Linked DNA regions of Homo sapiens: regions 1 and 2 are each linked to region 3. The links are chromatin loops, found by intact Hi-C in ENCODE. Cell type or tissue: B cell. All regions are shown on one strand. Each heading gives the region's core, and the rest is flanking DNA. Links, peaks and the distances in the headings are about the cores only. Region 1 overlaps SLC24A3 (solute carrier family 24 member 3). Region 2 has its middle 150 kb from the start of SLC24A3. Region 3 overlaps DZANK1 (double zinc ribbon and ankyrin repeat domains 1).

What was found. Hi-C counts contacts between places; a loop is a spot of excess contacts. Peaks named below come from ENCODE experiments on the same cell type or tissue, not always from the same donor. Only the 100,000 strongest peaks of a DNase experiment are listed, where the experiment ranks them.
Region 1: it touches region 3 in a loop (36-fold over the local background); 16 of 110 quality-filtered maps call a loop at or near these places.
Region 2: it touches region 3 in a loop (33-fold over the local background); 3 of 110 quality-filtered maps call a loop at or near these places.

Annotation. Positions count from the first base shown.
Region 1 is chr20:19,660,283-19,665,977 of GRCh38, reverse strand. It overlaps SLC24A3 (solute carrier family 24 member 3), which reads right to left. Exons shown (of 17, transcript NM_020689.4): 8 at 89-114. Among named protein-coding and RNA genes, the nearest start is that of RIN2, 95 kb to the left of the region's middle. In B cell, for the core only: CTCF peaks have their summits at 3,178 and 3,383; a DNase peak (open chromatin) is centred at 3,397; H3K27me3 peaks cover 1,334 bases.
Region 2 is chr20:19,054,934-19,060,628 of GRCh38, reverse strand. No RefSeq gene overlaps it. Among named protein-coding and RNA genes, the nearest start is that of SLC24A3, 150 kb to the left of the region's middle. In B cell, for the core only: a CTCF peak has its summit at 3,533 (motif pointing right); a DNase peak (open chromatin) is centred at 3,538.
Region 3 is chr20:18,410,169-18,415,863 of GRCh38, reverse strand. DZANK1 (double zinc ribbon and ankyrin repeat domains 1) reads left to right here. Exons shown (of 21, transcript NM_001367614.1): 11 at 415-537; 12 at 1,352-1,516; 13 at 3,011-3,218. Among named protein-coding and RNA genes, the nearest start is that of LINC00851, 34 kb to the right of the region's middle. RefSeq lists a silencer at 2,313-2,362 and an enhancer at 3,233-3,282. In B cell, for the core only: CTCF peaks have their summits at 2,253 and 2,452 (motif pointing left); DNase peaks (open chromatin) are centred at 2,533 and 3,203; H3K4me3 peaks cover 485 bases; H3K27ac peaks cover 939 bases.

The sequences.
Region 1 (5,695 bases), core at 894-4,893, 1.2 Mb before region 3:
TCTTTCTTGAATCCCAACACTGGTCTTCAATATATTTGGCTCTGCAACATAACATTCAGAAATGAGAAGGGGAAAGAGAGGTACTTACCAGGAAACTTTTTCATCATAAATAAACTGTGAAAAAATAAAAAGAATAGAAGATTAGACACACACACACACACACACACACACACACACACACACACGCTTTAAGGCTGCACGCAGTATCCACCTTGTTCCTGGGATGGTGTAATCAGGACTGGGTTGTCCTGGGACCTGGAGTCCCTGTGGGTAAACTTCCCTCTGTACTGGTTTGGCCTTTGGCCAGTGTTAGTGGAAGGAGGTGTTGGTAGATCAGGGTGGGCATGTGTGGAAAAGAACAGCCTCAGGTAATTCCCTTCTTCCTGCAATTTCTGTACAACATCAGAGTGACAGGGAAGTGTGACTAACCTGCTTTGTAAAGCAAGGCCCATTGTAGAATCTTAGATCTGCAAGGGGATGTAGGAGCTCAGCAGGTTCTTCCAAATATTAGTCTCTGTAAGATTTCTGCATGTCTGTGCATCTTCAGTTTTTATGCAAGTGCTTGGACTTCTATGGGCTCAATTTTTTCTTTTAATTGATTTTTTTTTGTTTCCTTAAAATAATTTATTTTCAAAGGAAACTTCACATCACAACCAGAAGTAGGGGATCAACACTCCTTGCCATCACCCCGAAAAATAAGTGCATTAACAACAAATGGTGTTTGCAAATCCCATCTGGACACTGTTGGCGCCCAAGCCCTGGGCATGGTCCTGCCCTTTCACTAAGGAAGATTATTAGGGGTCAGAAGCAGTCAAAGGCACACTAGCACCCCACTGAGGTTTACTCATCAGTTAGGACTTGAAAGAGAATACAGAGAGAATACACGGCAGGATTTAATCTACTGAAGTCCTGGTCTATATACCATCTAAAATCATTTCCCACCTTGTGGGGGCATGGGGGGAAGCCTAGTGTAATCCTTTGATTATACAGGGAAACTGAGTCACAGAGAACATAAGTAATTTTCCTAGGCTTGCTCCATTTGCTGCAGAATTGGCTCGAGAACTCAGCCCCAGCTCCGAATTTGGTGTCCTTTTCATGACACACATGGCTGATGACATGTTGCCGAAACCAAATGAGTACACCTATATTTCATAGAAGTAGGAAGCCGAGGACATGGTTCATAGCTCTTTCTTCTCAAACTCCTGAAGGACAACTGCTTTGAGTATGGTCGTCTCAGAGCGGCCTTTCCTTTAGAGGCAGCAGCCCTCTGCAGACTGAAGCAGACACTTGCAGGACACTCTGGGTGTCAACTGCCATCACAACTTGGAGATGGGAAACTCAGTTAACAAAGCGGGCATGGCATCAGCCTCCAGCCAGGGCAGTAACCATGAGCTGGGTAGAGACGTAGAGAACACCTCAGGGCACCAGTCACAAAGCGCATAAAGCAACTCTTTCCAATTATCTTGAAGGTCAAAATGAGGATGAGGAGGAAGGAGCTGTGCTCATTTGTAACTCATTCTTCCCAACAAGCCATTGGAAATGTGGGCTTCATCATTTTTGTTACTTTCATCTTTATTATCAGATTCAACAAGTTGACATTGGGATGACAATGTCAAACTAGAATGGGCAGAGAATTAAAGAAATAAAGGCAACAATCTCATAATCCAGGTTGAATGGCATGGTACCCAACCCCTAGAAGGCATTGACAGCTCTTTTGTATAACCCCCCCAACTTTCTTTTTTGAAAAAAGATTGTTGCCAAAAAATCATGGAGCAGATCAAATTATTTAAGATAGAAAACATTTTCTATTAATTGAAGTTAATTCAATATTAGTCCTTGCAGCAGGCTGGAACAATCAATTTGTAGCCACTTAAGAGAACAGAAGATATTGAGAAAGAGTTTATTAGACCAGGCCAATTTAATTTTCTTCTATCAGGGAAGGCAGGCAATAACATAGAATATGAAAGCAGCTTTTAGAAAGCCCTTATTCTGAGTGATCCTCCCCATAGGTGGGGCACAGATTCTGCAAAGGAAAAGCTTGGAGATCGCTCACCCTGGAAGAAAGTACTCTTCCTGTCTGCTAGCAGTCAGCCCTGAGATTCATAGGACTTTAGCTACTGATCATTTCAATGATCATAGCAAAGAAAAAATGAGATTGGGCTTAATTTTAGGAGGGACCCCAAACAGGAGCACAATAATCAGAGAAACAGTGGGCAAATCCGGGTGAGATTGGACAAAATATGCAATTAGGTCCAGAGCTTCATGACCCTGGAGTCAAGAGGATGGTTGTGGCTTGGGGAGCTGTGGTTGGGGATATGGTTCAGGGAGGCAGACAGGGAAAGAGAAATGCAGGTGATCTCACTACAAGTACTAACTAATGGAGGAGATCCGGAAACATGCAAATAACTGATATAGTTTCCCCTTTGATCTCTGCCTTGTGTGAAGATGCCCCATCACTCAGAATGCATAAGGGTAGATGAAGAGGAGGAGGATGAGAAGGCGGAGGAGGAGGAGGAGGAGGAAGTGGAGGAGGATGAGAAGGCGGAGGAGGAGGAGGAGGAGGAGGAGGTGGAGGAGGAGGCCTCCACAAAGTCAGGGCTTCTCTACCCTGTGGCTGATGGCAAATATCATTCGGGTTTATCCTTCTCCTTTGAGAGGACTGTGTGGAGGAATGAGAGGACTCAGAAAAGAACAATGAAATGAACAAAAGGGACTAGAAATCAGGACTCTGAGAAAATCTAAATTGGCTTGGCACAGTGGCTCATGCCTGCAATCCTAGCACCTTGGGAGATCAAGGTGGGAGAATCACTTGAGCCATGAGTTTGAGGCTGCAGTGAGCTATGATCTGGCCACTGCATTCCAGCCTTGGGGAGACAGCAAGACCCTGTCTCTAAAAAAACTCTAAACAGAAGCAGGGCTTCCTCATCATGAGAAAGAAGGTGGAGATGAGCTATCAACTGCCTGTGAACATTCAGTGCTGTTATTTGGAGAACAAGCAGCTGGTCATCGCCTCTTCCGAAGACTGGAAATTAGGACTGGCGCTGTTTGCAGAACGTTCCATCGGGAGGGTACCTTGCTGGACCATCTTGATGGAGCATTTGAATCGCTCCCTCAGAAAACTCTACAAACGGCAAGGATGAGGTTCCTTTCACTTGAGTTTGCTGAAGGTTAGGAAATGAATTTGTTATTCCTTAAAGATTTCATGTTATTCAATACATTTAAGACACGTGTTGCGTATCCCTCTGTAGTTTATGCTCTACTAGCTGAGAGTAAAAGAAATCAAAGCAACATCCCCCATCCCTTAGATAAGTATTACTAGTGTAGAAGAAAACTTGAAATCATTTCTTTCTAGACTAGAACAAGTTGCACCCGCAGTTCCTGCAAATGACCACTAAGTGGTGCTCACGTTCCAGTCCTCCCTCCATGTCCAGCCTGCCAAGGTAGTGAAGTTGAAATGAAGTCAGTTCAAGTCCATTTTCGCAGTTCTATTAAATCTCCTGGAAGGAAGGGAATCACCTCAAGGCAGGCAGCCTACTGAAGGCGGCTTTAGCCGCTGCTGTCTTGAGGCAAGGTGGTGTTCCAGGGGCAGGTCCTGCCTGGTGCTCTGTCCTGGGGTCAACACTCTGTCCTCAACGATGAGTTGCACTTGACGGACCTCCTGTTGTGGGCTTTGGAACTGACTCAGCTTCTTCCCCATCAGATTTGTGAAAGCAACCCTTGGGTAAGCGTTCTTCTCTCTGTGCCCTGTTGGTTCTGTTTGGGGGCCAGGCTCTGCGATAGCCCAGAGACCACCAAGGGTGATACTGATAGCTGGATCTCAGATCTGCTGAGCACCAGCTGGTCAGGGGGCCTCTGCCCTCTGACCCACATGTGGTTCATCCAAAGATACCCTTGGCTTCGCCCTGAGGTTTCCACGTGTTCTGCTGCTGAGCTAAATGTTCAACAGGAATGAATTTGAAAAAAGCACTCATTTCCTCCAGGCTTCAGAGAAACGGCTGGGTACCATGGAAACCGGCTTTTCATTCCTGGTGTCTGCTCCAGAATTCTTCCAAGCAAGACGGGCTTACATCAGGCCGGCGAATCCCTGGATATCAGAACAACCCAGAGAGCTGCCAAGGGAATGGAGTGCTCAACATGGAGGAGCAGGGGAGGAAGAGCCAGGAGCCCCTAGTATACGCGGGAGAGAAGAGGCTGGCTGAGCTGGGAGGCAGGTGGCTGTCTCAACATCGCCATGTCAGCCCCTGGGTTTGCTTACTGTAAATTGTCACCATGAAGCAGGAGAGGCTGCATTGCTGAAGCTAAGACTTCATAGCATGTATTGTAATCACTGGCACCATGAGAATTTTAAGCAGTGAAAATAATGGGAGAAAATCAACATCATCGTTTTCTTTCAAGAGACTGAAACCTGAAACTCTTTCCTTCCTTGCTGCAAAGAAAACAGCCCCCCGTAGACTTTTCCCACTCAATATCACGGGAACTCCCTTGAGTGGGTGTAGTTCTCACTTCTTCAGCTCTTGGGTGGGGGTGCAGACGGCTTAGCTAAGGCCATGGTGATTTCATCTGAGGAGAGGGATCCAGTGGAATACACTGGGAAGCTGGCTGTTAGGCACCAGTATCACTTATATTTCAAAGTTAAGCAGAAATTCCTACTTCAGGATGTCTTATAGGCTTGATTGATGAAGGTTGTGGTTGCAGAAGGGCAGGGAAAAAATGACCTACGGGCAGGGCTTTAGCCGAGCTGATCATGTTGTATAAATATATGAAGGCAGGCTACAGGAAAGAAAAAAGGGCAAGTACTGAGGATATAGGAGATGGGGGTTGTTAAACTGAAAGGACTATGTTTGCTGGGCAGGGAAAACCAAAATCAAGCACATAGCTACAGTTTCCACGTTGTTTTCCTTGTTAGAGATGAAAGGCTCCTCTCTGGGGTCTCCAGGCCAGCGGATGCACTTCCCTGTCCAAGCAGCAAATGAGAGTGTAACCGGCCTCCTAGTTTACCCAGTGTCATTAAAGCAGGACTTTCCTTCCTCCTGTTGACAGCAGGGATTACAAAACAGGCGACCTTTGTAAGACCATAGTCGATTTGTTTAAGGATCTTAAAATTCTGTCAAAGTCATTCTCGGTGAGGATCTTCTTGCTACCATAGTTATTCCGACTTTGCCAGAAAGAGAGCTGAAATGTAATGAGGGCAAAATGAGCTGAAAGACCTGAGGGCTGAAATGTAATGAGGGCACAACGAGCTGAAGGACCTCAAGTTTTCCAGTATGAGAATGTCTTAAAGAACTGAAAGTAGATCTACCCTTCAATCCAGCAATCCCACTACTGGGTATCTACCCCGAAGAAAAGAAATCATTCTATCAAAAAGACACCTGCGTGAGTATGTTTATCACAGCACAATTCACAGTTGCAAAGATATGAAACTAACCTGAGTATTCATCAGCTAACGAGTGGATAAGGAAAATATGGTTTATATACACCATGGAATACTACTGAGCCACGAAAAGAAACGAAACAATATCTTTTGCAGCAACTTGGATGGACCTGGAGGCCATTATTCTAAGTGAAGTAACCCAGGAATGGAAAATCAAATACCGTATGTTCTCACTTATAAGTGGGAGCTAAGCTATGTGTATGCAAAGGCATACAGCGTGGTGGCATGGACTTTGGAGACTTAGAAGGTGGGGGGGTGGGAGGA
Region 2 (5,695 bases), core at 1,082-5,081, 640 kb before region 3:
TCTTTATTGATTTTGATGCTCTTTATTTCTTTCTCTTGTCTGATTGCTCTGGCTCAGACTTCAAGTACTATGTTGAATAGAAGTTGTGAAAGTGGGCATCCTTGTCTTATTCTAGTTCTCAGGGGGAATGCTTTCAACTTTTCCCTGTTCAGCATAATGTTGGCTGTGGGTTTGTCATAGATAGCTTTTATTACCTTAAAGTATGTCCCTCCTATGCCAATTTTGCTGAGGGTTTTAATCATAAAGGGATGCTGTACTTTGTCACATGCTTTTTCAGCACTTATTGAGATGATTATGTGATTGTTGTTTTTAATTCTGTTTATGTAGTGTATTACATTTATTGACATATATATGTTAAACCATCCTTGCATCCCTGGTATGAAACCCACTTGATCATAGTGGATTATCTTTTTTATATGCTATTGGATTCAGTTTGCTAATATTTTTTGAGGATTTTTGCATCTATGTTCATCAGGGATATTGGTCTGTAGTTTTATATTTTGTGTGTGTCTTTTCCTGATTTTGGTATCAGGGTATAGTGGCTTCATAGAATAATTTAGGGAGGATTCCTTCTTTCTCTGTCTTTTGGAATAATGTCAATAGGATTGGTACCAATTCTTCTTTGAATGTCTGGTAGCGTTCAGCTCTGAATATATCTGGTCCTGGACTTTTTTTTCTTGGCAATTTTTTAAATTACCATTTTAATCTCACTGCTTCTTATTGGTCTGTTCAGGGATTCTACATTTTCCTGATTTAATCTAGATGGTTGCATATTTCCAGGAATTTATCTATCTCCTCTAGGTTTTCTAGTTCATGTGTATAAAGGTGTTCATAGTAGCCTTGAATAATCTTTTGTATTTCTGTGGTATCAGTTGTAATATCTCCTGTTTCATTTCTAATTGAGCTTCTTTGGATCTTCTCTCTTCTTGGTTTATCTCAATTTTGGTCTATCAGGTTTTATTTTTTAATCTTTTCAAAGAACCATCATTTTGTCCCACTTATCTTTTGTATTTTTTTTTTGTTTCAATTTCATTTAGTTCTGCTCTGATCTTTGTTATTTCTTTTCTTCTTTTGGGTTTGGATTTGGGTTGTTCTTGTTTCTCCAGTTCCATGAGGTGTGACCTTAGATTGTGTATTTTTGCTCTTCCAGACATTTTGATGTAGGCATATAATACTATGAACTATCTTCCTAGCACTGCTTTTGCTGTATCCATGAGGTTTTGATAGGTTGTGTCATTATTATAGTTCAGCTCAAAGAATTTTTAAATTTCCATCTTGATTTCATTGTTGACCCAACAATTATTCAGCAGCAGGTCATTTAATTTCCATGTATTTGCATTATTTTGAGGGCTCCTTTTGGAGTTGATTTCTAATTTTATTCCACTGTGATCTGAGAGAGTACTTGATGTAATTTCAATTTTTTAAAATTTACTGAGACTTGTTTTGTGGCCTATCATATGGTCTACCTTGGAGAATGTTCTGTATGCTGATGAATAGAATGTATATTCTGCAGTTGTTGGGTAGAATGTTCTGTAAATATCTCTTAGGTCCATTTGTTGTAGGGTATCATTTAAATCCATTGTTTCTTTTCTGACTTTCTGTCTTGATGACCTGTCTAGTGCTGCCAGTGGAGTATAAAAGTCCCCCACTATTATTGTGTTGCCATCAATCTCATTTCTTAGATCTAGTAGTAATTGTTCTATAAATTTGGGAACTCCACTGTTAGATGCATATATATTTAGAATTGTGACATTTTCCTGTTGAAGTAGTCCTTTTATCATTATCTAATGTCCCTCTTTGTCTTTTTTAACTGTTGTTGCTTTAAAGTTTGTTTTTCTGATATAAGAATAGCTATTCCTGCTCACTTTTGGTGTTCATTTGAATTGAATATCTTTTTCCACCCTTTTACCTTAAGTTTATGTGAGTCCTTATGTGTTAGGTGAGTCTCCTGAAGACAGGAGAAACTTGATTGGTGAATTCTTATCCACTCTGCCATTCTGTATCTTTTACTTGGAACATTTAAGCCATTTATATTCAATATTAGTATTGAGATGTAAGGTACTATTCTATTCATTGTACTATTTGTTGCCTGAATACCTTGTGTTTTTTTCATTGTTATTGTTATATAGGTCCTTGAGATTTATGCTTTAAGGAAGTTCTATTTTGGTGTATTTCAAAGCTTTGTTTTAAGATTTAGAGCTCATTTTAGCAGTTCTTGTAGTGCTGGCTTGGTAGTAGTGAATTCTCTCAGCATTTGTCTGGAGAAGACTGTATCTTTCCTTCATTTATGAAGCTTATTTTTGCTGGATACAAAATTCTTGGCTGATAATTGTTTTAAGGAGGCTAAAAATAGAACCCCAATCTTTTCTAGCTTGTAGGGTTTCTGCTGAGAAATCTGCTGTTAATCTGATAGGTTTTCCTTTATAGGATACCTGATGATTTTGCCTTACAGCTCTTTTCTTTCCTTCATCTTGACTTTAGATAACCTGATAATTATGCACCTAGGTGATTATCTTTTTGCAGTGAATTTCCCAGGTGTTCTTTGAGCTTCTTGTATTTGGGTGTCTAGATCTTTAGCAAGGCTGGGGAAGTTTTCCTTGATTATTCCCCCAAATATATTTTCCAAACTTTTAGATTTCTCTTCTTTCTCAGGAACAACAATTATTCTTAGGTTTGGACATTTACTATAGTCTCAAACTTCTTGGAGGCTTTGTTCATTTTTTTATTCTTTTTTCTTTGTCTTTATTGGATTGGGTTAATTCAAAAGCCTTGCCTTCAAGCTCTGAAGTTATTTCTTCTGCTTATTTGGTTCTTTTGCTAAGACTTGCCAGTGCATTTTGCATTTCTCTAAGTGTGCTCTTGAGTTCCAGAAGTTGTGATTGTTTTTTATTTATGCTATTTCACTGAAAATTTTTTTTAATATCCTGTATCCTATTTTTGATTTCTTTAAGTTGGACTTCCCCCTTCTCTGGTGCCTCCTGGATTAGCTTAATAATTGACCTTCTGAATTCTTTTTCTTGCAATTCAGATATTTTTGTTTTGGTTTGGATCCATTGCTGGTGGGCTGGTTTGATCTTTTGGATGTATTAAAAAACCTTGTTTTGTCATATTACCAGAATTGTTTTTCTGGTTCCTTCTCATTTGGGTAGACTATGTCACAGGGAAGACCTGGGATTCAAGAGCTGCTGTTCAGATTATTTTGTTCCATGGGGTCCTCCCTTGATGTGGTATTCTCCTCCTTTCCCTGGGAATGGGGCTTCCTGGGAGCTGAACTGTAGTGATTGTTTTTGCCCTTCTGGGTCTAGCCACCCAGTAGGCTACCAGGCTCCAGGCTGGTACGGGGGAGTGTCTGTAAATACTCCTGTGATGTGATACATCTTCAGGTCTTTCAGCCATGGGTACCAGCACCTGCTGTGGTGGAGGTAGCAGGGGAGTGAAATGGACTCTGTGATGGTCCTTGGTTGTTTTTAGTGTGCTGGTTTTATGTTGTTTGGCCTCCAGCCAGGAGGTGGCGCTTTCAAGTGCACATTAGCTGTGGTCCTATAGGGAGGATGCAAACTTGCCCAAGGGACAGCTGGTTAAGTATTCAGGATTCTTAGCTAGTGAGCAGGGCCATAGAGCACCCAAGAGATTATGAACTTCATCTTCAGCTACCAGGGCAGGTAAAGAAAGACCACCAGGTGGGGGTAGGATTAGGCGTGTCTGAGCTCAGCCTCTCCTTGGGAATGGCTTGTTGCGGCTGCTATTGGGGAATGGGGGTGTGGTTCTCAGTCCAATGGAGTTATGTTCCCAGGGTGATTATGGCTGCCTCTATTGAGTCACACAGGCCACCAGGGAAGTGGAAGAAAGCTAGCAATCACTGGCCTCATCCAGCTCCCATGCAGCCGGCAGTTCTAAAGGTCGGTCTCACTTCCACTGTGCCCCCCGCAACAGCACTGTGTGTATTTTCAGGCAGCCAGTGACCAGGGCTGAGAACTTGTCCCAGACCATGAGCCACCCTGTTGAGAAAGCAAGCTGCTTTGGCAGTTTTTCAGCATCTCAGGGAGGCTGCAGTAGTGATCCAGTGCCATCAAAGGGTCTGTGGATTCTCTCGGCTTTCCTGGTATGTTCCTGCAGCAGTTCTTAGAGCAGAAGTTCATGATGTGAGTCTCCATGCGCTGCTCTGTTCATCCAAGTAGGAGCTGCAAGCTAGTCCTGCCTCCTATCTGCCATCTTACCCTGATCCTCTGAGAGTTTTTGCTTCACATCAACACTGGCATTTAGTATTGTCAGATTTCTGGACTTTGGCTATTCCAATATATATGTAGTGGTATCTCATTGTTGTTTTAATTTGCAATTCCCTAATGGCATATGATGTTGAATATTTTTTCATATGCTTATTTGCCATCTGTACATCTTCTTTGATGAGGGATCTATTCAGATCTTTTGCTTATTTAAATTGGACAAAAATCCCAATTTCCAGATGGACCCACATGAGTTTTTGTTGTTGTCGTTGTTGAGTTTTAAGAGTTCTTTTTATATTTCAGATATAAGTCCATTACCAGATATTTGTCTGGCAAATATTTTCTCCCAGTCTGTGACTTGTCTTTTCATTCTCTTAACAATGTCTTCTGCAGTGCAAAAGTTTTTTATTTTAATAAAGTCAAATTTAAATAAGCGTTTTCTTTCATAGATTCATGCTTTTAGTATTTTGTCTAAAAGCTCATCACTCCACCCAAGGTCACTTTGATTTCTCCTGTGGTTTGTCCTGCATGTTTGCAGGTTTGTGCTTTACATTGAGGTCTATGATCCATTTTGAGTTAATTTTTATGAAAGGGTTAAGATCTGTGCCCAGATTTTTTTTTTTTTTTTTTTTTTTTTTTTTTTTTTTTTTTTTTTTTTTTGGCTTCTGGACCCTCAATTGTTCCAGCATCATTTATGAAAAAGACTATCTTTGCTCAATTGAATTGCTCTTGCTCCATTGTCAAATATTAGTTGAGTATATTTGTGTGGGTCTATTTCTGGGCTTTCTATTATGTTCCATTGGCCTATGTATCTATTCCTTCACCAATACTACACCGTCTTGATCATTTAATTTCTGTCTTGATTACTATAGTAAGCCTTGAAGTTGGGTAATGTCAGTCCTCCAACTTTGTTCTTCTTGTTCATTATCGTATTGGCTGTATTGGTTCCTTTGCCTTTCCATGTAAACTTTAGAATCAATTTGTCAACACCCACAAAATACCTTACTGGGATTTTCGTTGGAATTGCATTAAACCTGTAGATCAAGTTGAGAAAAGCACACATCTTAACAATACTGAATCTTGTAATACCTGAACACAGAACATCCTTCCATTATCAATAATAGATCTTCTTTGCTTTCTTTCAAAAGTTTTGTAGTTTTCTGCATAGATATGTATAGATCTTTTGCAAATTTTATTCACTTTATGCCTTACCTAAGAACTTTTTTTGGTGTTAATATAAATGGTGACACTTTGGTTTTCACAAAAAGGATTAAACGAATGCCTTTTTAAAAATTAAATTAGCTAAAATTGTACTAATTTGTTTAGCTGTAAAATAATGCTGTTTGGTGCATTGTGCTTGGTTAACCAAGAGATGGAGGTTTAGGCAGAAAAACAGTGATTCTGTGTGTGTGGCTGCTCAGCCTGAAGTTTTTAGAGGAGGGAGAAGGGCCACTGGGTTGGACAGGTCATAA
Region 3 (5,695 bases), core at 546-4,545:
TCACATTTTTCTATGGAAACCAAAACTCCAAAGGATAGAAGATAAGCCTCAATCATGACCGCTCAGGTAGCTTAGCTCTCTTCTTCCTTCATTAATATTGTTCTGTTAAATCAACAGTAGGGCTTGCTATCCCTGATATTAAAGATATTGAAAAATATTAAGATGTGCAAGGTACCAGTTTCATTGACTTTCTGTTATCTCCATGAAGGAATGTGAGCTCTATGTACTAATTTATTAATTGGTGAAACTCATCATAGCTGTACTCCTTTGGGAAAAAAACAAAACAAAACAAAACAAAAAAAACACTATTTCCGGGGCTCATCTTGTCTGGGAATTTTTTATCTTTTTTGAATTGGGAGGGGGATTAGAGAATATAGTACTGATCCTGCCTTTAAATGCCATTTCATTCACCAGTCGATGTGCAGTGGGGATAAAGCCCCTCCTCCGCCCACTCAGAAAGGGGGGACCATTTCCTGCTACAGATGTGGTCGCTGGAATCTCTGGGAGGCGTCCTTCTGCGGCTGGTGTGGAGCCATGGTGGGTATTTTAAAACTGAGATTCTGTATACTGAGCACCTCACCACTGGCCTGGAGAGAGCCAGGCACTTCTTCCATGGCCTTGCAGAAATCACTTCTTGTGATTTCGCTACTGGTACCTATAACCTAAGAATCTGGAGATAGAGATAATTAATTATCTTACACTGAGAGCCATCTCTGATGACTGTTTTGACTTGCATTTCTTTGAGGTTAAACCTTTTCACTCGTTTATTGACTACTGGCATTTTTTAAAATGAATTATGTCTGCCTGCCTTTATAATAAAACACTCAAGACTATGTATTTATTTAAGTATCGCATGCAAATAACAAAAAAGTTTTAGAGTGAAGGGTTAGTCTCCTCTCTCTCTAAGTCCCACAGTTCTCCTCTCAGAAGCAATTGCTCAGATCCAGTTCTTGAGATGTTCTTTCAGCTATTCAATGCATGTATAAGTAAACTGGTGCTATGAACACTGACCCAATTATTTTCACCTAGCAAGGTGTCTTGTTAGTAACCTCCTCATTCTTTTCAGTGACTTCATAATCCATTGTTTGTATGTATGTACTGTGTTATATTTAGACCATCCCTATTGCTGGACATGTGTGTTGTTTTCAGTGATTTCTTTTAAAACCACAGTGTTTTAGGGGTTGACCTGGAGTACACTTCTTTCTGTACTTGTCCATCTGTAGGATAAATTCTGGAAGGTAGAATGGCTGGGTCAGAGAGTCTGGGCATATGTTAATTTGTATGGTATGAGAATAATTTACATGAGGAAATTATAACTCTAATATTCATCAAGATATTTTCTATCCTCTAGCTCGGCATTCCTGCTGGCTGTTCTGTTTGCCCTAAATGTGGGGCCAGCAATCACCTGTCTGCCCGATTCTGTGGCTCCTGTGGTATTTGTGTGAAGTCCCTAGTGAAACTTAGCTTGGACAGAAGCCTGGCTCTAGCTGCTGAGGAACCTCGCCCTTTTTCTGAGGTGAGGCCTCCCCTGTAGTAAGAACTGGTACCCAGGAAGAGGCTGTAACTCTGAATGTGTGTGCTCCACCCTGTGAATCAACCCGGGGAAGAGACCCAAAACTTTTAGAACTTTCACATGGAATTTCAACTAGGTGTGTAAATAAATGCAGTCAATTTAGATTTTAATTGCATTTGCAAGGCCGTAGACATAATGCCACTTTAGTGGCTTTAAAATACATGAGACAGAATGCACTTCTCTTGAATTTCTTATGTAGCATTCTGAGAACTTTTCCTTCCCCTTTTTTATATTTTAGAAAGCTTAGGGTATATAAGATTGCTTTTGTAATTTATAACAGCTGGGCATAGTTTGAGGACAAATCTCACCAGGTTATTTTCAGAAGTACTTAAGCTCTAACAACTGGCTTTGTGTTAGATTTTTATAATTTTATACATTTCTCTAAGCTGGATAAAGACTTTCCATGTTTCTTCTTATCTCTTTATTATAAGAAGTTAAAGATTGATCATTATTAGAGGATACACTCAGCACTTTGTATGCAGTTTTAGGGAGTTCATGACCTTTTTTTTTTGAGACAGAGTCTCGCTGTGTTGCTCAGGCTGGAGTGCAATGGTGCAATTTTGGCTCACTGCAACCTCTGCCTCCCAGGTTCAAGCAATTCTTCTGCCTCAGTCTCCTGAGTAGCTAGGATTACAGGCCCGTGCCACCATGCCCGGCTAATTTTTGTATTTTTAGTAGAGATGGGGTTTCACCATGTTGGTCGGGCTGATCTCGAACTCCTTACCTCGTGATCCACCCACCGTGGCCTCCCAAAGTGCTGAGATTACAGGCATGAGCCACCATGCCCAGCCGTTCATGGCTTTCTTAACCCAGTTTGAAAGATTTAAATCCTAAACTGCCACTAGCCCTTATTCCTTTGTGCAAATGAAACAAAGGTGTTCTTTTCTCAAGACACTTGACTGCCATCTATTGGAAATTGCTTGTAATATACTGGTTTCTCTACTAGAAAAATTACCCTAATACATATGCAAATATATGATGTTCACCATATGAATGGTACTACTTTGAATGCAGTGACGTTGTGCAACGCACAACCTTTCATGGTAGTCCTCTCAGGTCCCCAGGTTTAGATGCAGGAAAGTATGTTAGAGAAAATGTTGGTGACCAGTGGCTGAGTGTGGATTAGTAGTGAAGTCTATGCTCTATTGGATTACAGAGCTGAAAAGGATAGATATCTTCCAGGCATCAAGCAGGCCGGCAAACACCCCTTGATTTGCTGACTTTTAGATAATAAATGGCTAATCCTGGATCAGGCTGGAAGTTGCTGAGAAAGACAGGAGCAAGGAAGATGAGGCAAAGGCTGGAAAACCCTATTAGTTCCAAGTACACTTTTCTTGAGATACTTTTTATTCTGATTAGAGTTGTTTTCTATAAGTAAAATGCAAGATTGATTAAATTATATTCTAATTTTAAAAATGTCTTCTGCCTCACGCATGGCCCCGATGTGCCTGGCAGTCCCTGAATATTCCTTTGCCCAGATCTGATGTTGGGACTAAGAGGGACATAGGAACACAGACTGTTGGCCTCTTCTACCCATCTGGCAAGCTGCTAGCAAAAAAGGAACAGGAACTAGCCTCTCAAAAGCAGAGGCAGGAGAAAATGAGTGACCATAAACCCCTCCTGACAGCCATCAGCCCAGGAAGAGGTAAGGGGGAGGATGCCCTTTCTTCTGGTCGGGAGGGAATTCACTCTTTCTGTGAAAGAACATTTCATTTTCTCTTCCTTTTAGATTTATTTGTATGTGTAAGAAGTAAGTTTCTTTCTTTTCCTCTTTTTCAAGTAATTTTCTTTGTATTGGAAAAAGAAGCTCTTCCTGTAAGCTCCTTCTTAAACTTTCAGTATTCTGATGTTTTAGCTCATAGCCCTGTAGTCTAGTTCCTCAGTCACATGGCGCATGTGGGTTTCTTTTGTCGTGACGGCATGTTGTTAGTGCACAGTGCTATTGCTATCTGCCATTATCCCTTTTTTTAATTGTAAAATTTAAATAACATAAAATTCACCATTTTGACTATTTTTAAGTCTATAATTTGGGCCAGTTGTGGTGACTCATGCCTGCAATCCCAGCACTTTGGGAGGCCAAGGCTGGAGGATCTCTTGAGTCTAGTCTGGCCAACAAAGTGAGACCCTGTCTCTACAATTTTTTTTTTAAAGCAGTCATTTGTGGTGGTGCATGCCTGTGGTCCCAGCTACATGCTTCAAATTTCATTTTGAAATTTAATCTCTATTGTGGTGGTATTAAGTGGCGGGACGTTTTGGAAATTGATCATGAGGATGGAGCCCTCATGAATAGATCAGTGCCTTATGAAAGGGCTGGAGGGAATGAGTTAAGGCCCCTTTTTGTCCTTTGGCCCTCCCTCCATGTGAGGACACAACGTTGCCCTCCTTTGGAGGATGCAGCAACGAGGCACCATTTTGGAAGCAGAGAGACCAGGCCCTCCCCAGACACCTAACCTGCAGGGACCTTTATTTTGGACTTCTAGCTTCCAGAATGTGAGAAATAAATTCCTGTTCTTTATAAATTACCCAGTCTCAAGTATTTTGTTTATAGCAGCACAAATGGACTAAGACAGTTTGCTAGTATTTTCTTGAAGACTTTTGTGTCTATATTTATAAGAGATATTAGTCTGCAGTTTTCTTCTTTCCTTCTACTGTCTGTCTGATTTTGGTATCAGGATAATGGTAGCCTTATAGAAACACTTCTTTTTTTTTGAAGTGGTTATGAAGAATTGGTATTAACTATTATTTAAATTTTGGTAAATTACCTGTGAAGCTATCTGGATCTGATGTTTGTCTAGTGGGCAATTCTGATTACTCTTTACTTTTTATAGGTCTGTTCAGATTTTCTATTTCTTGTTGAATCAGTTTTGGTAGTTTGTGTTTTTCCAGATATTTATCTATTTCATCTGATTAATTTATTAGCATACAGTTGTTTGTGATACTCTTTTATAATCTTTTTTATTTCAATAAAGTTGGTGATAACATCTCCTATTTCATTTCTAATTCTAGTAACTTGAGATGTCACTTTTTTTGGTCAATCTTACTAAAGGTTTATCAATTTCATTGATCTTTTCCAAGAACCAACTTTTGGTTTTATTGATTTTCTATTATTTTTATATTCTGTATTTCACTAAATTCCACTCTCATCATGATTTCCTTCTTTCTTCTTACTTTAAGTTGACTTTGCTCTTCTTTTCCTCGTTTAAGGTCAAAGATTAGGGTGATGATTTTGAGATCTTTCTTCAGAATGTGAACATTTGCTGCTATAAATTTCTGTTTGAGCTTTGCTTTCACTGCGTCCCATAAGTTTGGTGTACCTTCATTTTCTTTCTTTCTTTCTTTTGAGATAGGATCTCACTTTGTCACCCAGGCTGGAGTGCGGTGGCACAATCATGGCACACTGCAGCCTTGACCTCCTGGGTTCAAGTGATCCTCTTCCCTCAATCTACTGAGTAGCTGGGAGCACAGGCACAAGCCACCACACCTGGATAATTTTTAAACGTTTTTGTAGAGATGGGGTGACACTGTGTTGCCAGTGTTGCCGGTCTCAAACTCTAGGTGTCAAGGAAGCCTCCCACCTTAGCCTTCCAGAGTGCTAGGATTACAGGCATAAGCCCCTGTGTCCAGCACCATGAATCAGGGTTTTTTGTCCATTCTGACAATCCCTGTTTGTTTGTTTTTTAAATTGGATTGTTTCATCCATCTACATTTAATGTTATTATTGATAAAGTTGGACTTATCATTTTGCTTTTTGTTTTCCAAATGTTTCTAAATGCCTTTTTTGTTCCTCTGTTGCTCCTTTACTGCTTTCTTTTGCATTGCATATTTTCCAGTGTAACATTTTGATTTATTTAATGACTTTTTCACTACATACTTTGAGTTATTTCCTTAGTGGTTACTATAGGGTTTTCCTCATACATCTTAACAGACTATACTTCAAGTTTATACTAAATTAATTCCAATGAAATATATAAATTCTACCCCTATAATTCAATTCCCTCTTCCCAACTTTTGTGGCATTATTTTCTAATATAACATTATGTTTATGTTTACATATATGTTATAAACTCTCAAAACACTGTTACAATTATTAGTTATAACATGATGTCTTTTAAAAAAAGAACT